Linked DNA regions of Mus musculus: regions 1 and 3 are each linked to region 2. Evidence: chromatin loops called from intact Hi-C (ENCODE). Cell type or tissue: gastrocnemius. All regions are shown on one strand. Links, peaks and the distances in the headings refer to the core of each region. The heading gives the core; the rest is flanking DNA. Region 1 has its middle 14 kb from the start of Msx3. Region 2 holds the start of Adam8 (a disintegrin and metallopeptidase domain 8). Region 3 overlaps Kndc1 (kinase non-catalytic C-lobe domain (KIND) containing 1).

What was found. Peaks named below come from ENCODE experiments on the same cell type or tissue, not always from the same donor. Only the 100,000 strongest peaks of a DNase experiment are listed, where the experiment ranks them.
Region 1: it touches region 2 in a loop (2.0-fold over the local background); 2 of 42 quality-filtered maps call a loop at or near these places.
Region 3: it touches region 2 in a loop (2.7-fold over the local background); 24 of 42 quality-filtered maps call a loop at or near these places.

The regions. Positions count from the first base shown.
Region 1 is chr7:140,060,418-140,066,147 of GRCm38, reverse strand. No RefSeq gene overlaps it. Among named protein-coding and RNA genes, the nearest start is that of Msx3, 14 kb to the right of the region's middle. In gastrocnemius, for the core only: CTCF peaks have their summits at 2,846 (motif pointing right) and 3,580 (motif pointing right); DNase peaks (open chromatin) are centred at 2,846, 3,587 and 4,773; H3K4me3 peaks cover 723 bases.
Region 2 is chr7:139,991,649-139,997,378 of GRCm38, reverse strand. Adam8 (a disintegrin and metallopeptidase domain 8) reads left to right here and starts at 4,817. Exons shown (of 24, transcript NM_001291066.2): 1 at 4,817-4,947. The coding sequence starts at 4,908. Tubgcp2 (tubulin, gamma complex associated protein 2) reads left to right here. Exons shown (of 18, transcript NM_001286007.1): 17 at 434-597; 18 at 1,213-1,424. The coding sequence ends at 1,348. In gastrocnemius, for the core only: a CTCF peak has its summit at 2,465 (motif pointing right); DNase peaks (open chromatin) are centred at 2,502 and 4,852.
Region 3 is chr7:139,902,554-139,908,283 of GRCm38, reverse strand. All of the region lies in intron 3 of Kndc1 (kinase non-catalytic C-lobe domain (KIND) containing 1), which reads right to left. Among named protein-coding and RNA genes, the nearest start is that of Kndc1, 11 kb to the right of the region's middle. In gastrocnemius, for the core only: a CTCF peak has its summit at 2,384 (motif pointing left); a DNase peak (open chromatin) is centred at 2,372.

The DNA of each region.
Region 1 (5,730 bases), core at 534-5,533, 69 kb before region 2:
GGATACAGACTTTGCAGTCCCTGTGGCACCTGATGGTTAAGAGAGGGTAACTGTCAGCAGCCCTTCTAGGGCTGTAGAGAGTTTCTTACAGAGTTCCAAAGGTCTTTCTGACCTAGTGAAGGACCCTACCAGTTCTGCAACTTAGACCCATTGCTTGAACAAGATTAGGATGGTGCCCTTCTGGCCTCAGAGAAGAGTGTGGAAAAAAAAAGTCCTGGTCTATCCTTCTCATCCATGGGGAGAATCAGTTAATCATAGGGGCTGAACAAGGTCCAGCCAGGTTCGGAGCTTGGAAGTCCTATGGATGAGGGGTGCTGGGATATTCAATAAGATCATGAATCCTGTCTGTTGGGCTTAGATCACTCTACCAGGAGTCAGGTCTGTAGTCTAATAATGAGAGTGTTGTCACAACACAGTAGCCTGAGCCTAGAGTACCTTCCTTTCTGTCTCATGAAAAATCTATTCACTGGACAAGCAAGAAACCACTGAGGAGGCCTTGGCACCTACCTGACCAGCTCAGTGGAATGGTAGAGCATGGCTGCCTTGACCGTGCAGGAGAACCTGGTGGCCAGTAGCCTGGTGATGTATATTCATCCGTCCCAGCACCCCAGAGTCCGAAAGCCCAGCAGCAAGAGATACTTTCCACAGGCTTGGTGTGATGAGGCTTCTAGGACTGGGTGCGGGGTGGATCTGAGAAGCCCATGCCCCCTCCTCAACATCCTTCCCACATGCTCCAGTATGGTGCACCCACAATCACATGGGTGGTCCAGGGCCGTGCAGTGGATCCATGAGTCCAAGCTTTGGGAGATGCAGACCTGCAGTACACAGCCCTGGGGAAAAGGTGTTAGCTGGAGTAGAGGAAATGCTGGATAGGGCTTCTGGCTACAGAGACAGAGCACATTGCTGTCCTTGTCACCAACAGAAAGAGACGGTGACTCCTAGAGCTTCTCACAGCCCAAATAGAAGATCAGTGACTGCGTAAAATGGCTTGTTTTACATATTTCCCCTTTATTGTGCATACAAATGTGTTGTATTATGACTTTAAAAAAATCTTGGTCCTTTGAAGTGACAGACCTTTGTTGTGTCCTTTTTGTCTGTCCCGTCTCCTGGCTACGAGGCTTTGGCCGCAGGGACAGGAATGTTATTGTAGTCCCTGACTGCCCAGAGGAGATACAGAGGCACGTGTGTGCATGTCTGCATGTGAGTCCATGTATGTATGTTCTTGCAGGCATGTGCCTCCCTGTGTGCACATATGTTAGCGTGTGCCTGTGTTTATGTATGCAGCACAGAGGCAGTCACGCCTCTTTCCTCAAGCCCCACGTATCCTGGTGCAGAGCCTGAGATCAGAGAGTTCCAGAACACCATGGAACTCCTGTACTCTGCAGCAGAACTGTGGCCAGGGCAGGCACTTCCCACATAGTATGGGATCTACCCCTCAATATCCTGGGTGCCCATTATGCTGCCCCTGGCTCTGGCCCTGGTGTGTGTGAAAGGCCAGCTCTCCGGAGGGGCCGACACTCAAGTATTTGGTCTCTCTGGTCCTTGCCAAAGCTATGGTTGCTGGAAAGGGAGGCAGGTCTGAGGATCAGGACGAGCCCAATGGAGTCCCATATGCCCTAGAAGTCTGTGAAGTTGTTAGACACCTCATAGCTCCTTGGAGGTCCCTCTAGGTAGGTATTTGGACTGAGAATTTGCTTTGGACATCTCAGAGACCAGGGGCTAGAGTCCCTGGAAAGTCTCAACCTGACTTATGGGGAGCACCAGTGCCCACCATCATCAGTCTCGGCCAGGAACCCCAGCCCTTAAGTTACAGGAGCTCAGTTTATTACCCACAAGAACAGGCCAGGCCAAAGCTGTCGCCTAATGCATAGTCCTCCTCTCCTTTTGCTCCTCACACCTTGTCTGATGCTGTCCTCTTAAGGGAGAGCCTCCCTATGTAGTCTTAGCCCCAAGTTGCTGATGCCATTGAGGCCCCTCACCTGCTCCCAGCAGGATCACAACACAAGTTGCAGCCTGATGTGTACTGAGAATATCTGCCCAGTGTGGCACTTCAGATTTGGCTGATCATTGGGTTAGGGGTCCACTCCAGTGGTAAAGGGCTTGCCTGGTGTCAATGCCATAAAACAGCATTCGCCTGTCTTTGGAGATCACCCATCAGCTGTTCTTGAAGAGGTGTGAAAAATGGAGGTCCAGGGGAGAGGCCTTTGTGTCTACCACTTACATCCAAGTTCCTTCCTTGAAGGGGGCTGGAGAGCAAGCTCAGTGGTTAAGAACTCTGCCTGCTGATCTTCCTGAGGAACAGAGTTCAATTCCCAGGACTCAGCTGGCAGTTCACCACCACCCGTGGCTCCAGTCTCGGGGGATCTCATGCTCCCATCTGGTATTAGGCATGCACATGTTGCATAGACATAGATGGAGACAAAACACCATACACATAAAATAAAGAGGTTAAAAAGATTAAGTCCTGCCTTGGTGGAGGTTGGGGGTCAGCGTCAAGTGCATCTGTAATGACTCTAGCAGGAGCTAGAGGAACATTCAACCCTCCTTCTTCCCACAGCTCCCCTGCAGAGGTGCCTACCAGAAAGTTAAGCTTTGCGTGAATAGTATATTGTCTGCACCCTCAAAAACACATAATTCAAACTTGGGTTGAGCCTCTTGTATGAGGCTACAGGTTTAATTATAAGCACACAGACACGGACACACACACACACACACACACACACACACACACACACACACACACACACACACATACACAGGCAAAACAAATGTATTCAGACACATCCCACCGACAGCACAGGCAGAAGCACTCTGCTGAAGAAGTGCAATTTAGTTTACTTCCAGGAGGTGGCGCTGCGGCCAGACTTTCAGTAAGTAAGACCTCATTCAACTGAGGTCTCAATTGCGGGACTGGAACTTGAGAAGTGAGGGATCATGGGTAGTGAGTGACAACACTGAAAAGGACACAGGCTTGCTTCTGTGTGAGAAAACCTGACCTGTCTCACCCAGTGGGAGTACTCAGCTAAGAACAAACTCAGGCCTACCCAAACGCCGTCTTTTTTCCCCCAAAGGATGAAAAAGGATAGCTGTGGCCATCTCTGTGCAGACCCTCAATGCATAGGGGCTGCAACAGACAAGGCAAGAGCCTATGGCAGAGTCTAGGAGTCATCTCATGACAGGAACACAGGCTTATACAGAATAGAGAGGTTGGTGTTCACCATTCTGGTCTCACGTGTATCTTTATCCAAAGGCTAGTCTTGGACACTCAGACGTCAACGAAAGGCAGAGCCAGAGCAAAGGCTGTGCTTGGGAGGCCCTTACCAACCCCGACTCCTATTAGCAGATTACCCTGCTCTCCTCAGAGAATGTGGCACACCCACTTGAAGGTACAAGTTGAGTGGGGCCCACTCCTCCCACCTCGGTGAGATGTTGTTTACATATTATTGAGACCTTTACAATAGCTTGCTATTATAAGGAATGTTTGTGTGAGTACATCAAGCATATTCGAAAGGCGAATCTCATGTGCCATCCTAATTACTGAGCATCACAGCCCTCCGGCTGCGCTCCCAGCGCCTACCCACTGTCGCCTGGAGGTGGAGCTGGAGAGGTTTCTAGAGGAACTGGTCCTCATGGGCCCAGGGACAAGTCCAAAGGTAAGGACTTGGGGGTGTCCTGAGAAAGAAGCTGGGATAACAAGGAAACTGCCAAGTATAGCGCACTCCTGAACAGGGAGAAGAGTTGGCAGGACTGGCTGCCTACACGGGACAGACATCCCATGCCTGCGTGGTCCCCGCCCAGCCCTAGGTACATAGGCATCCGGACACTGGGGACACTGGTAATGATTAGTGTTGTGCCTTTCTGGCCCTCTCTGTCCATTGTTTTCCTAAAAGCCTGAGCAGTCAGCAAGTCGTCCAGGCTAGCATGCACTGAGTCTGTACTGTCCACAGCAACTTTGACAAATGCTTGTTAAACACTGTCTGCCTGCCACACTCTGTTCCACACATAGGACCTCCTGGGGTTTATGTACTGTGCATAAGTTTTTGCCCTCTTGGAAGGCACTCAGGTGGAGCAGAGGATAAAAGGAAGTGGGGTATCCTCTAACCCAACTGCCCCAGGACCAGCTGGAAAAGAGTCTCTGACCCCAAGGGTCCCTTCTGAAACCACCCCCTCCACTCTTAGGGCCGGACTTATGGGCTCCCGCCCCTAAGGATTCCCAACACAACCCTCAACGCCTTAGATCCCCTTAGGACCTTGCTCTTCTCGTTAGTTACATCCTAAAGACTGTGAGGGCAGCACGGTCTCGGGTCACTGCTGGGCTACAGAATTTCCCTAGCCTTGAGGGGACACCGCCCCTCTAGCCATCGGCCGGGCATAGCTACTAACCCAGCTGAACTCAATTCGGTTGAACTCAACCAAGTTGAAAGGATTGGGAGAAAAGGAGGTGAAACAACTGTAGTGCCGAGCGGGGCGGGACCCGGAGGGTGCCGCCTCCAAGGGGCAATTAGGGGGTAGAAGAGGGAGGGAGAAAAGAGAAGAGGCGGAGGAGGGAGGATGAATGGGAGGCCATCAAGGGAAATGAAGGGGTAAAGGGGAGGAGAAGGGAAGGGAGATGGGGTGGGGGAATAAGTAGGAGAGGCGGAGAGACTGGGCCGGCTGGCGCGTTCCTCTCGATCTGCAACTCGGCCCTCAAGCACGCGCGTGAGGGGCGGGGCGGTAGCCATTGAGTGGCGCTGCCATTGTGCCAGCGCCGCGAGTGGTGACACGCTCGAAGTCCGCTCCCTGGTGACGCCTGAAAGCTCCTTTGACCGGCAGCTCACCTGCAGAGCCCGCTCTATAGAGCCTCTGAACGCGCAGCAGCTGCCAGGGGCCGCGGGCCGGGCACCTAGGGGGACAAAGAATGGGGGCCGGGCCCTTTGAATGAGAGGCCACTTGGAAGCAGCAGGCATGTGCCAAGCCGAAGACTGAGGAAGAAAAGTGCCCTCCGTGTGTCTCAGCAGTGAAGGGGACCCTTTCTCAGCCGCGGAGCCCTCATGTGCATGACAAAGAGACAGGCACTCGCGAGCCCGGAGGGCTCTGGTGCAGGCGTCCTGTATCCTAGGCGCTCCCTCCCCTTCACCCCGGGCCTCACATACCCTGGTAGAACCAACCTGGAAGACCCTGATCCATCTTGCTGAGCAGCCCTGGGTCTAGCCCTCCAAGCAGGCCAGTTCTAAAGGACCAGTGTTTTCAGTTGCAAAGATTTGAGGTAGTATTTTGGGCCAGACCAGGGGCCATAAAGTTACTATAACCCAACTCCACTAGGCGTCTGCCATAGCAGTCCACAGCTTCATGCCTCCATCATCCACTTCAGGACAAACGCTTCCTTTCCTTCACCGTCCATTGCTCTCCGATCACTGGCTTTATCTATCCCCAGGCACTTGTAACATGTGAGTCTGCTGGAATCTCTCCATCTCAGGTAATCCTTGACCACACCAAACATCTTGCCTGCTTTTATTATTGTTGCCAAACAACTTTTGAGGGAGGTCTTCACCCTGCTGTTTCTTCCTTGTGAGACTGCCCTCATTTTGTACTGTTCTTGAAGTACTGGAACTTGCCCTGAGGCCTCTGTACAGAGTAGATGGGTCATACTTGGCCACACAATCCCCTTTCCCTTTGGCCAGGCTTCATGGACTGGCCAGGACAGTACCGGCATCAATGGGATGACCTTTCATTTAGCTCTCATCCAAACAC
Region 2 (5,730 bases), core at 507-5,506:
CCTGAAATCGGACCACAGCCTGGAGAAGCCCTAGGGTGCTGGGCCTGCTGCCTCAAGTGTTTCTCCATTTGCTGTGCCCTGTTCCCATCTTTTATAAATGGGGAGAAGACAAACCAGTTTCTTCCATTAAACACGAGGGAGCTAGGTATGGTCCCTGTCCCAGCACCCCGCACTGGGAAGGACCAGACATGCAAAGGAAGTTCAAGGCCAGCCTGGACAACATGAGACTCTGTCTCCAAAATAGAGAGCCAGATGTGGTGGCACAAGCCTTGATCCCAGCACTCAGGAGGCTGTGGCAGGAGAATCACAAGGCAGCCTGAAGTATGGTAGCAACAGTCTGTCTCAAAATTAAAAACCTAAAATACCAAGAAGGGAAGAGCATGCGTGCAGCTCCCCGGTAACCAATCCTGAGCTCCCTGGGCTCTGTTTTCAGCATCTGTCTGAGCATGTGGATGCTCCTCAGCTGGCCTCTGGTTTCGAGGCCACCATCAACAACTTTGACAAAAACTTCTCTGCCCATCTTCTTGATTTGCTGGCCCGACTAAGTGTCTACAGCACCAGTGACTGCGAACATGGCATGGCCAGTGTCATCTCCAGGTAAGTAACACTTCCTGATTCTAAAGCCCAGCCCTGCCATCTGCTCTCACCACTACCACTGCTCCCCATTGGCTCCAGCATCAGGCGCCCACATCTGGGCAAAGGCTGTGGAAGGGAGGGGCCAGCTGTGACCCCTCTGGTTGAGCGGCTGTTTGCTTAGCACTGGGATAGGAAGGAGCTCTGGCTTCATCCAGGAATGAGATACCATTCCTGAATTGTTCTTTGAAAAGTACTAGTTTGTACATTGGGACCATCTGGTGTCCTGTGCTACTCTGAGATGCTCTCACTTCTGAGGTCTCTAGCACAGAAAATCACAGCCAGGCTTCCCAAGCCTGGGCACCCTCAGACTCCCATTGCCAGGAGATGCTGGGTAATGAGAACCCTGACCAATGGCACACAATAAGGCCCACAGGGATCGAGACCTGCTCATGTATCCATGCACTGGCAGGTGGAGCATGCCCCTCCCTCTGCCTGGAAGAGGCCCTGGTTGAACCTGTCACATGATTGGGAGACGTGGGTTGGCACATGGATAACCATGGCAGATCCTGTGTATTTTCTCAGCTTGGGCTAGCTTCTGCCTGGAGTTTTTCTGACACCCATTTTCCTCCTCTAAAGACTAGATTTCAATGGTTTCTATGCTGAACGCCTGGAACGTCTGTCTGCAGAAAGGAGTCAGAAGGCTGCCCCCCAAGTGCCTGTCCCACGGGGACCCTCAGCACCAGCACCCAGGGTGGCCATTCCTGCGCAATGAGCTCACTTGTTAAATATCATTATTTCTGGAACATGGCTGTTGTGCATTATTACTGCTTAAATATGGTTTGAGTTTCTGTCTTGGCTCAATGATTTCCTTTTTCAAGATGTTAGACTTCCTTTTAGAAGCTTTTCAGAGGGCTAGAGAGATGGCTTAGTCAGTAAAATGTTTTCTGTGCAAATATGAAGACCTAAATTCAGATCTTAGTTAGGGCTTCTGTTGCTATGATGAAACAACATAAACATAAGCAAAATGGAGAAGATGGGGTTTGTTTCAACTTACACCTTGTAGTCAGTCTAGTTCATCAACCAGGAAAATCAGAGCAGAAACCTAGAGACGGGAACTGATCCAGAGGCCATGGAGAAGTGCTGCTTACTGGCTCTACCGTGGCTTACTCAGCCTGCTTTCCCATCATACCCAGGATCAGGACCAGCTGGGAAGCACCACCACCCACAGCGAGCTGGTCCCTCCCATACCAAGCATCAATCAAGGAAATGCACCACAGGACAATCTCATGGGACATTTTCTCAGTTGGGGTTCCTCTTCTAAAATGACTCCGGCATGTATGAAATTGACATAAGTCTAGCCAGCACAACACTTATATTAAATGCTGGGTGTAGTGGGACACTTCTCTATTCCCAGTGCTGGGGGTACAGGTAGGTGGGTTCCTAGGGCTTGCTGGCCAACCAGTCTAGATGAATCATGAGCTCCATGTTCAGGGAGAGAGCTATCTCAAAATAAACCAATAAATTAAAAAGGAGGTGGGGAGTCAGGAAATAGTCTAGTGTCAGTCTCTCAGCTCCACATGCACAAACACGGGCACACACACAGTATGTACTGAACTCAACAACAAGAATAAACATGCAAGCTGCCTGAACCACAGGAAGGTCTCCCCAGACATAACTGTTTGACTTTAAAGTCCTGTGTGTGTGTGACTTAACTGTTTGCCTTTAAAACCTAGTGAGAGTGTGCGTGTGTTTGTGGTACATGTGGGGGCGTGGGGGATCCTTTTTGCCTCAAAGACAAAGTATTTGTGCGAGGAGCAATATAATTGGAAAAAGCCATGTAGAGCCTGGGGGTGGGAACTGTACCTATTTAGAGGTTGCCTTTGTGTGCACCACTAGGGGGCAGCATTGTTCCTAACTGAAAATACCCTCACTCAACCAATGTATTCCCTAGAGCTTCACCAAGAACCCTTAAGGTTTACCCTCTGAGGAATATCCTTGAAGACAGGCTAGGCTTCAAGCCAAAAGCTGTTCTTGCCAGAACTGGGGTCTGGCTGCCCTTTGTTTGATAACTGGCCTTGCTTTTTGGAAATTACTTAGCAAAGTGGCTAACAAGCTTTGTTGTAGCTACCTTGTCAGAGTGGCTTTCTGCTTCAGTCCTGGAGTGGGCAATATGTCTACCCTTGACATGATACACCCTTGCTCCAGGGTGGTCTAGTCTAGCTAAACTATATAAATACACGTGTCCTTTACAGAATCCAGTTTTAAACACCTGCCCTAGGAGGGTCTGGGGAGTGAGGAAGTGTTTGGAGGAATGACAAGTAGAGGCAGCCCTTGGCTATTGGCTCTATGTAGATGTATATGGTGGGTGCCTGGTCAGGACTGGCTCGCTAAGTAGAGCCCCCAGCCCCTTTCCTGGGGTGCTTGGTTCTTCAACCACACAGTTTCTTCTGGTCTGCAGCATGTCCAGGCTTGCCTTAGTAAACATCTATCTGACAACCCAGCATTGTTAGAATGAATGCTACACCGAGCAGAGGAGCTTACCTGCCTGTCTCCAGGAGCCCAGAAAGCCATGTCCCTGGACGATGACCTGCAGCTCCCAGGTTTGTGTGGGGTGCAGCTCCAAACCCTCAAAAATACCTGCTGGGTGAAGTTAGGAGTAAGTTGAGTCTGTCTTTCCTGATGGAGTGTGTACCCATCATTTCCAATGTATTTCTGCCAGTGTGAGACAAAATTCGCCCTACTTGGTCCCAATTTTTGATTATACACTGTTCCTCCATCTTCACTATGGGCAGTTGGACTTACAAGACAATGGTTGCTACTGGCAACAGGTTTTGATTTTGCCTTTGATTTGACTAAGAACACATTTCCTTGAACTTTCGCTGTCACCTAACTTGCAGTGTAAGAGTATTTAAGATCCTGTGTATGTGGAAGTCAGCCTTACCCGAGAGCTCTGGCTGCTGCCTACCTATTACAGCCTCGCAGTGAACACTGTGCTGATGCCTCAGGCAGCGGGTTGCTGCTGAGATTCCTAAGCCATTGCTACATTTCTGACCTTATCCACAAGGGTAGAAGAGTGACAGTAGCATGTGTGCCCCAGCTTAAATTCTTAGGTACGATCTAAGACTCCAACCCAACCCTGTAGTTTCCCATTATGGTCGAGCTGTCAGGCTCTGTTGGTAGTTTGGGTGTCTCCCTTTCCTCTTGGGTTACTTATCCCTTGTGGGGTAGAACTGTAAAGTCTGTGAGGTCTGACCACAGCTGTGCCCACAAGGATGTATAGCGAACAGTGCCACAAATAATAAACAGGCGTGACTACATTCCCAAGTGCCCTGGGTTCCCACAGTAACAGACCCACCTGGAGAAGCTGGAAGCCAGGCCATGGTAGGGGTGCTGAGAGCTCTGGCTCTGAGTCAGCTCTACCCTGAGGACATGAAAGACAGAATCCAGGAAAGGAGCCTGGTGCCTCGGGACCCCCTAACAGGTTAGGTAGGACCTCAAAGGATCAGTCAGGGGGCTGGCGAGATGGCTCAGTGGTTAAGCACGCCGACTGCTCTTCCGAAGGTCCCAAGTTCAAATCCCAGCAACCACATGGTGGCTCACAACCATCTGTAATGAGATCTGATGCTGTCTTCTGGAGTGTCTGAAGACAGCAACAGTGTACTTACATATAATAAATAAATAAATCTTAAAAAAAAAAAAAAGGATCAGTCAGGTTCCTCCCTGCATATGCCTCTCCAGTGAGGCCTCAGAAGCCTCGTGGAGCCGGGCAGGAGCTTTGGGAATGTCAGCTCCCACAAGTTGGTCCTGGGCCCACACTGCCTTTCTTGCCCCTGTCTGCATCTTTCAAGTGCCCAGAAAGTCAAAGGGTCCCCTTCTGAAATTTCAGGCTCATAAGTCACTTCCCCTCCAAAAGTCATCTTCCTCCAGCTAGACTCCACCCAGTTAGCACTCCCAAAGCTCTGCCATGGGAGGCAATCCCACAATCTCCCCACCAGGACTGGGAGCTTGTAGAACTGCAGAGTTGCTCAAATTGGTCTGTTTACCATCTCCATCTCCCATGAATTTTGTCCAAAATCATGGGAGATCAATAGGAGCTACCTAGAAGTTACTTCGGAGGGGCCTCTGTAACTCCAGACTGCCCTGGAGGCTGGTTGCTGCCAACTGGGTGTTGGTATAGAGGTGTGTACTTCTTGCCCCGCCTTGCTCCGCCCCGCGGTCCAGTGATTGGCCAGTTCCGATCAGTGGGAAGGGCACTCAGAAAGAAGTACCAGGCCAGTGATGAAGAGAGTACTTTGTGGAACCTCTAGGGTTAGTGTGCTCCAGATCCCATCATGCTTGGCCTCTGGCTGCTCAGCGTCTTATGGACACCAGGTGAGTGATGACTACTTGATTTCAAGGAGCCTATTCATTGCTTGGTGGTGTGCCTAGTGGCCATGTACCATGATCAGCTCACCTTGCCTCCCTGGAGTTGGTCTGGTCCCTGGGTATGGAGAAAGTAGGTAGGAACAGAAAAAGTCAGAATTGAGATTTTTTTTTTTTTTCAAAAGTGAAATGTGAGAGAAATTGTTTCCTGGGATTTTTCTTTTTTCATTGAGCTAGTTACAGGAACAGTAGTGACATCACTAGGCGTGGCACTTACAGGACAGCTTCCCTTGCTGCTGTAGGAGTCCCAGGCAGCAAGGTTCACCTTTGGGATCCTGGGGGATGCATAACTCTAGCTAGGCGGGGACAGAAGCTAGAGGCACGATGGTCCCAGTTCTCTAGCAGCATGGGATCCTGCCTCCCACTGGGAGGCTTGGTTTTCCTGTCCTGGGAGGACCCTGGCTGGAGTGGTCTCTTCTCTTACCTCTCAACCCTGGGGTTAAGTGGCTGTGCCCCTTGCCTATGCAAGAGATCAGCAGGTGGTCTCTAAAACTGGACCTGCCTACAGATAGGTGCTCTCTAAACCAGTCCCCCATCAGTTGTTGAGCAGGAAGTTTTCCGGTGGGAGAGAAAAGCCTGAGGGAGGGTGTGTGTTCATCAGTTAGCTACGATCATGTAGCTAAGGTCAACTCTAGATGTCTGGCAGGCAGACCATAGGGCCTACATGTGTTCTGCCTGTGTAGGTTCAAACAGGCACTGGGGAAGGGTGGGGTGAGTGGATGAGGTTCTTCT
Region 3 (5,730 bases), core at 474-5,473, 89 kb after region 2:
GCTGCCTATTTTGCCTTAGGCATTCTTCACAAACTGGATGCAAGCAGGAGGAAAGAAGAGTTTTCTTTTGGTTTAAAAGTTGCCACAGTCCTTTCTGTGCTCAGGAGAGGGAGGGAGGGCTGTGCACAAGGCTGGGACACCAGGTGTGTGGAAGGGTGTGGGGGTGGGGAAGCCAATGTTATTCAAGAAGGACTAGCTCCTCTTTTAATCTGTTTACAAAATGAAATCACTATGTGTAGTCAGAGCATTTTTTTAAATTTATACTTTTAACTCATAAATAACCATCTATATTTAAGGGGCACAGTGGGATGTCTCAATGTATGTTCATTGTGTTAACTTAATACTTGATTTTTTTCCTACTTCTTAAAAATCCACCGCCTTACTCTCTGGGATTCCTGTGGGTTTTGTTGCTCTTATAAGTGGCACACTTAAATTATATTTCTAGCTTGAAACTATGGATACAAAGGAACCCATTTGAGCTGGGCTGTTTTCATATGTCGGAAGTCTTTTGTTCTCTTAGGCCTAGGTCCTGTGTGTGTGGTGTGTATGTGAGAGTGTGTGTGTGTGTGTGTGTGTGTGTGTGTGGTGTGGTGTGTGGATGTGTGTGTGTGTGGTGTGTATGTGAGTGTGTGTGTGTGGTGTATGTGAGAGTGTGTGTGTGTGGTGTGTGTATGTGAGTGTGTGTGTGTGTGTGTGTGGTGTGTATGTGAGAGAGAGTGTGTGTGTGTGTGTGGTGTGTGGTGTGTGGATGTGAGTGTGTGTGTGTGTGTGGTGTGTATGTGAGAGTGTGTGTGTGGTGTGTATGTGAGTGTGTGTGTGTGTGTGTGGTGTGTGGATGTGAGTGTGTGTGTGTGTGTGTGTGGTGTGCCTGTTCTGGATTTAGCCCCTGCTAAATGTGATTTAGCCCCTGCTAAATGAGAGTGTGTGTGTGTGGTGTGTATGTGAGTGTGTGTGTGTGTGTGTGTGTGTGTGGTGTGTGGATGTGAGTGTGTGTGTGTGTGGTGTGTATGTGAGAGAGAGTGTGTGTGTGTGTGTGTGTGTGTGTGTGGTGTGTGGTGTGTGGATGTGAGTGTGTGTGTGTGTGTGTGTGGTGTGTATGTGAGTGTGTGTGTGTGTGTGGTGTGTGGATGTGAGTGTGTGTGTGTTGTGCCTGTTCTGGATTTAGCCCCTGCTGTGTGCACTATGCTTAAGGTCTTTGTCTGCTGTATTCTTAGCTAGGGCTGGGATCCTGGCTGCCCCTTGTCACAGACCAACACTCCTTTTCCAGCCCTGTTGTCTGTCCCCTTATCTTCTGTGAGAGGAATCAGAGTGAGAAAAGGGGACAGCAGACCTGCTGGCTGCTGCTTGCTGAGTGTGAGCCTCCTTATCCTTATCACGCAGCTCCTTGTTTTCCTTAAACTCATCCTTTGGTCCCTAGCCTGAAGTCTACCTGCGAGCTGAGGTCTGCAGCCCTTGATGGACCTGTTGCCTCTCTGCCATGCTCACTAACTCATAGTCTCCCATCATCATGGTCGTCTGTGAGGACCGTGGTCTCAAGCAAATGATAGGTGACAGCACTGGGCTATCAAGGCTGCTACCACAGGAGCCCATCAGAGTGACAAGGGCACGACAAGGACCTGCGTATGTGGAGGAGGGGACATCGCAGAGGCTGGGGCATTGTTAACTTTTGGACACTAGTGAGCCTGTGGGGATTTTTGGACAAGGGCATTGACCATACTCAGTTCTGAGAAGACTGGCTTCAAGCCCAGGAGATTCTAGAAAATGTGTTGGGGGAGTTAGTCTTGGAAGCAGAAGAGGAGAGTGTGTGTGTGTGTGTGTGTGTGTGTGTGGCTAGATGGTGTACGGAACACAGAGGGTCCAGGGTGGATGAGCTGGTGTTAGAACATTCCAGAAAGGGTGTATTTGAGCCAGAGTGAGGCTCCAGGACACACACTTTGACCCTGGGCTCCTGTTGATGTTATATCACCTGGACTGTTTACGGCTTCTGGCAAGCTCCAGCAAAGTCCTTCAGAGTAAAGCCAATCTGGGACAGAACAAAGACCCTGGGCACCATGACTTATACTAGAGCCATATTTCCCAGAGTGGATGGGGGACACTCCCCATGTATACCCAGAGTCTCTCCAGAATAAGACTAAGGTAGGAAGAACCAACTCTCTGTGTGTGTAGAACACAGAAAGGTCATAGATCGTCCAGGGAACTGAAGGAGACCGTGGACCTGGGGCCCCTCTCTGACATATACCCCCAGCATCCTGTTCCACCTTGGATAACCACACTGCAATCAACCCACAGGAAATCCCCCTCTGCACAGGGCTCAGCCCCAGGGGAGCAAAAGGATCCTTTGGTGCTCAGTGGCTACTTGATCTGTACGGTGGGAACATACTGCCCTCTACAGGAAGAGCCCCAGTCACGGGTTCCCAGAGGCAGAAGGGCTTGCATGGCTACAAGGGCAAATAAGTAAACAATGAATAAAACAACCAGACACATGGATGAGCGAGCCTGAGCTGCATGGAAGAGGCTGCACCTGATCAAGGAACACAAGGGTCCACAGAACGAAGGAAACCTGCACTTGCTGTATCCAGCAGGTATGCAGGGGGTGGGGGAGGGGCCCAGCCGACCGACTGAGTCAGAAAGTCAAAGGAAAAAAAAAAAAAAGACAAAGATGCACTAGAAAGTCCCAGTGTGTTCAGAAATAGGAAACAATTGTAGGGAATGACTACTTTCCAGTGACTCCGCTCCCATGACAGCTCTCACAACTCGGGTCAGAGGAGCCAGCCTCCACCAGCCCTGCTGAATCCAGCCACAGGAAGCCGCAGAACAGGATGATATCAACATCTCTGTTCTGTGTGGTTGGACAGCCACCCTGGGGGCGGTGGTGCCAGCTTCTCATTGTGATAGCTCCGTTTGGATACTGATCGCTGAAACCCCAGCCTTTGAAAAATTACAGGGCTGTATACTGGTTACATGTGTGCCTTCTGTGTATACATCTCCATAAAAAGGAAAACCCAACCTATTCACATAACTGCACAACGCATAGACTGAACTAAAAAACAAGATTACCCAGAAGCCAGCATGGTATGACAAAGCTCACATGCAGAGGGAGATTCACAGCGGGAAATACCGACTCTAAGAAGATGAAGATGGATGAGCCAAGTTTCCCCCTGAAGTGAAAAAAGAATCAGCTGCCGAACTCAAAGCAAACAAAAGAAAAGAGAGAATAAGAAACAAGCACCAAAAGAAAAGATAGAATCAGCAATAAGAACCCATTGCAGAGAGCACACAGATACCCCCAAGGACCAGACAATGCAGAGGGTGCTCTAAGAGAAATAATAAGATAAACAGCCTCTGGTTAGACTGACAGAGGAAAAAAGAGAAGGCAAAGAAGAAAGGGCCAGCACATGGAAACAGGAAATTTGCAGGCATCACAGAGATGCAAAGGGCATCACCCCAAGCCCGTTAGGTCCTGTTTTCATCTGCTGTAGTTAAAAAAAAAAAAAAGGAACGGTTCTATAACTATTAAAAATTGATGGTAGTGAGAAATTGTTCACAAAGGAAGCTGATGTTCTTTTCAATGACTCTTCCCAGACTTTCAAGGCATAGATCAGCCCATTCTTGTATAAACAGAGCAAACAGACAAGCTCAGAGCAATCTCAAAACCAGCACTGGCTAGAAACATTCATAGGGTAAAATGTACCAGCTGCCCATGAAAACCCTAGAAGACCTCTGGTAAGTCCTCATTAGTCAGATTCAACAGTGCCCAGAAGAGATATGACACTTGGTTAGCCCAGCTTTTCCTAAGTGGGGCAGGGTGGTAACAGTAGAACATGAAAATGCACACATTAACATCTCAGTGAAGGAAATTGCATGATCATTTCCAGAGGACAGAAGAAATATTTCATAATATGAAATATGTGTTCCTGGTAAACCTTGATAAGCTCAGAAAAGAACTCTTATGGCCAAGGCCAGTGCTGTCCGTATGGTTAGGTCAGGGTAAGCAGTCCTCCAAGGCAGGTTGCACTTCTGCTGTTGACTAGATGGTACACTCACTGAGGTTTGGAACAGAAATAAGCTTTGTCCCCAGAGGAGACAGATTGAAACACTGTTGATGATTTGATCAGCGAAAGAGGAAAAAAAAATGAAAAGGTCCTCTAAGTTGTTAGAAATAGTAGCAAGATTCTGCAAGATGGTTTGATATTAAAGCGACTAAGGCTAACAAAGAAACAGAAAGCTGAAAGTAAAAACATAACCAAACCATCAATTTTTGGATGGACTCAGAACCCGATTTCTTTCCTTTTGAGACAGGAGCTCACTATGTAGCTCTGGTTACCCTGGAACTCACTATGTAGACCAGGTTGGCATGTGCCACCATCCCTGACCTGATAAGTTCTTAGGAGTAAATGTAATAAAAGATATCCAGGACCCCAACAGTAAGGGCTTTAAACTATCCCTAGGGGATTTCAAGAGAGATCACAATGGGCCGAGACAGCTATGGTGCTTGTCTAGTACACAGAGACCCTCAGCTCTGGAAAAACCAGACATGGTGGTGCAGGCTTGTAATCCTGACACTTGCGAGATGGAGGCAGGAGCCAAGGTCATGTTTGGCTACATATTGAGTTTGAGGCCAACCCTGTTTCTAGAAGATAAAAAAGGAAGAGGAGGAGGAGGGGGGGAGGAGGAGGAGGAGGAGGAGGAGGAGGGATATGATGATGAACTAAAAGTCAATAAGCAAAAGATGTCTTGGAGATGAAGAATATAACATGAATTCTACCCAGACCAATTCATAATGTAGGCCGTTCTAGTCACCATGCTGACGGAGCTCAGTAACCAGATTTTACATTCGCTACAGGGAAGAGACTGGCAAGTCAGTGCCCCTGCAGGCAAGCTCTCCACCAGGCCACAGGGCTTGCCAGGAAGTGGGGAGTTAAGAGAATAGGGTTGGAGCTTAAAGGTGAGCGAGGGACCATGGACCAGAGTGGGATGGACATCTGAAAGCCGATGGCCTTTGCCGGGATCCTGATGGATGGTTGTTGTGTTGCACAGCAGCCGGACAGCAGGACAGCAGCCAATAAACAGAGCTGGGGAATGGCCATCCAGCCACAGAGGAAGATCAAGTTCTAACTCATGCTGGGTGAAATAAAATCAAATGCCGCATTCAACATCAGTGTATATCGAAGTCGTTATAGCATCAGTGTGTATTGGAATATCACCTAATGCACTGAAATTATACAACTTTGGTTTGTCAACCACAGTCTAGTAACACCAAGGAAAACAGATTCTCTGAAGGACTAGATGTGAAGACTAGAGAGAATGTCAGTGAACTCGGCGCAAGCTGAAGTTATCTGAGAAGAGGGAACTGCCATTGAGAAAATGCTTCCATAAGATCTGGCTCTTGGCAGTTTCTTAATTAGTGATTGATGGGGGAGGCCCCAGCCCATCGTAGCTGGTGCCATCTCTGGGACAGTGTGTTTGTGTTCTATAAGGAACCAGGCCGAGGAAGCCATAAAGAGCAAGCCAATAAGAAGCACCCTCCATGGCCTCTGCATCAGCTCCTGCATCCAGGTTCTTTCCTGTCCCGACTTCCTCCAGCGATGGACCATGACGTGAAAGTGTAAGTCAGACAAATCTTTTCCTCCTCAAGTTGCTTTGGTTATGGTGTTTCATCATAGCAATCGTAATCCTAACTAAGACACTTGGACAATGCAGTCAGACCCTATTTCAAATAAAACAGAGAAA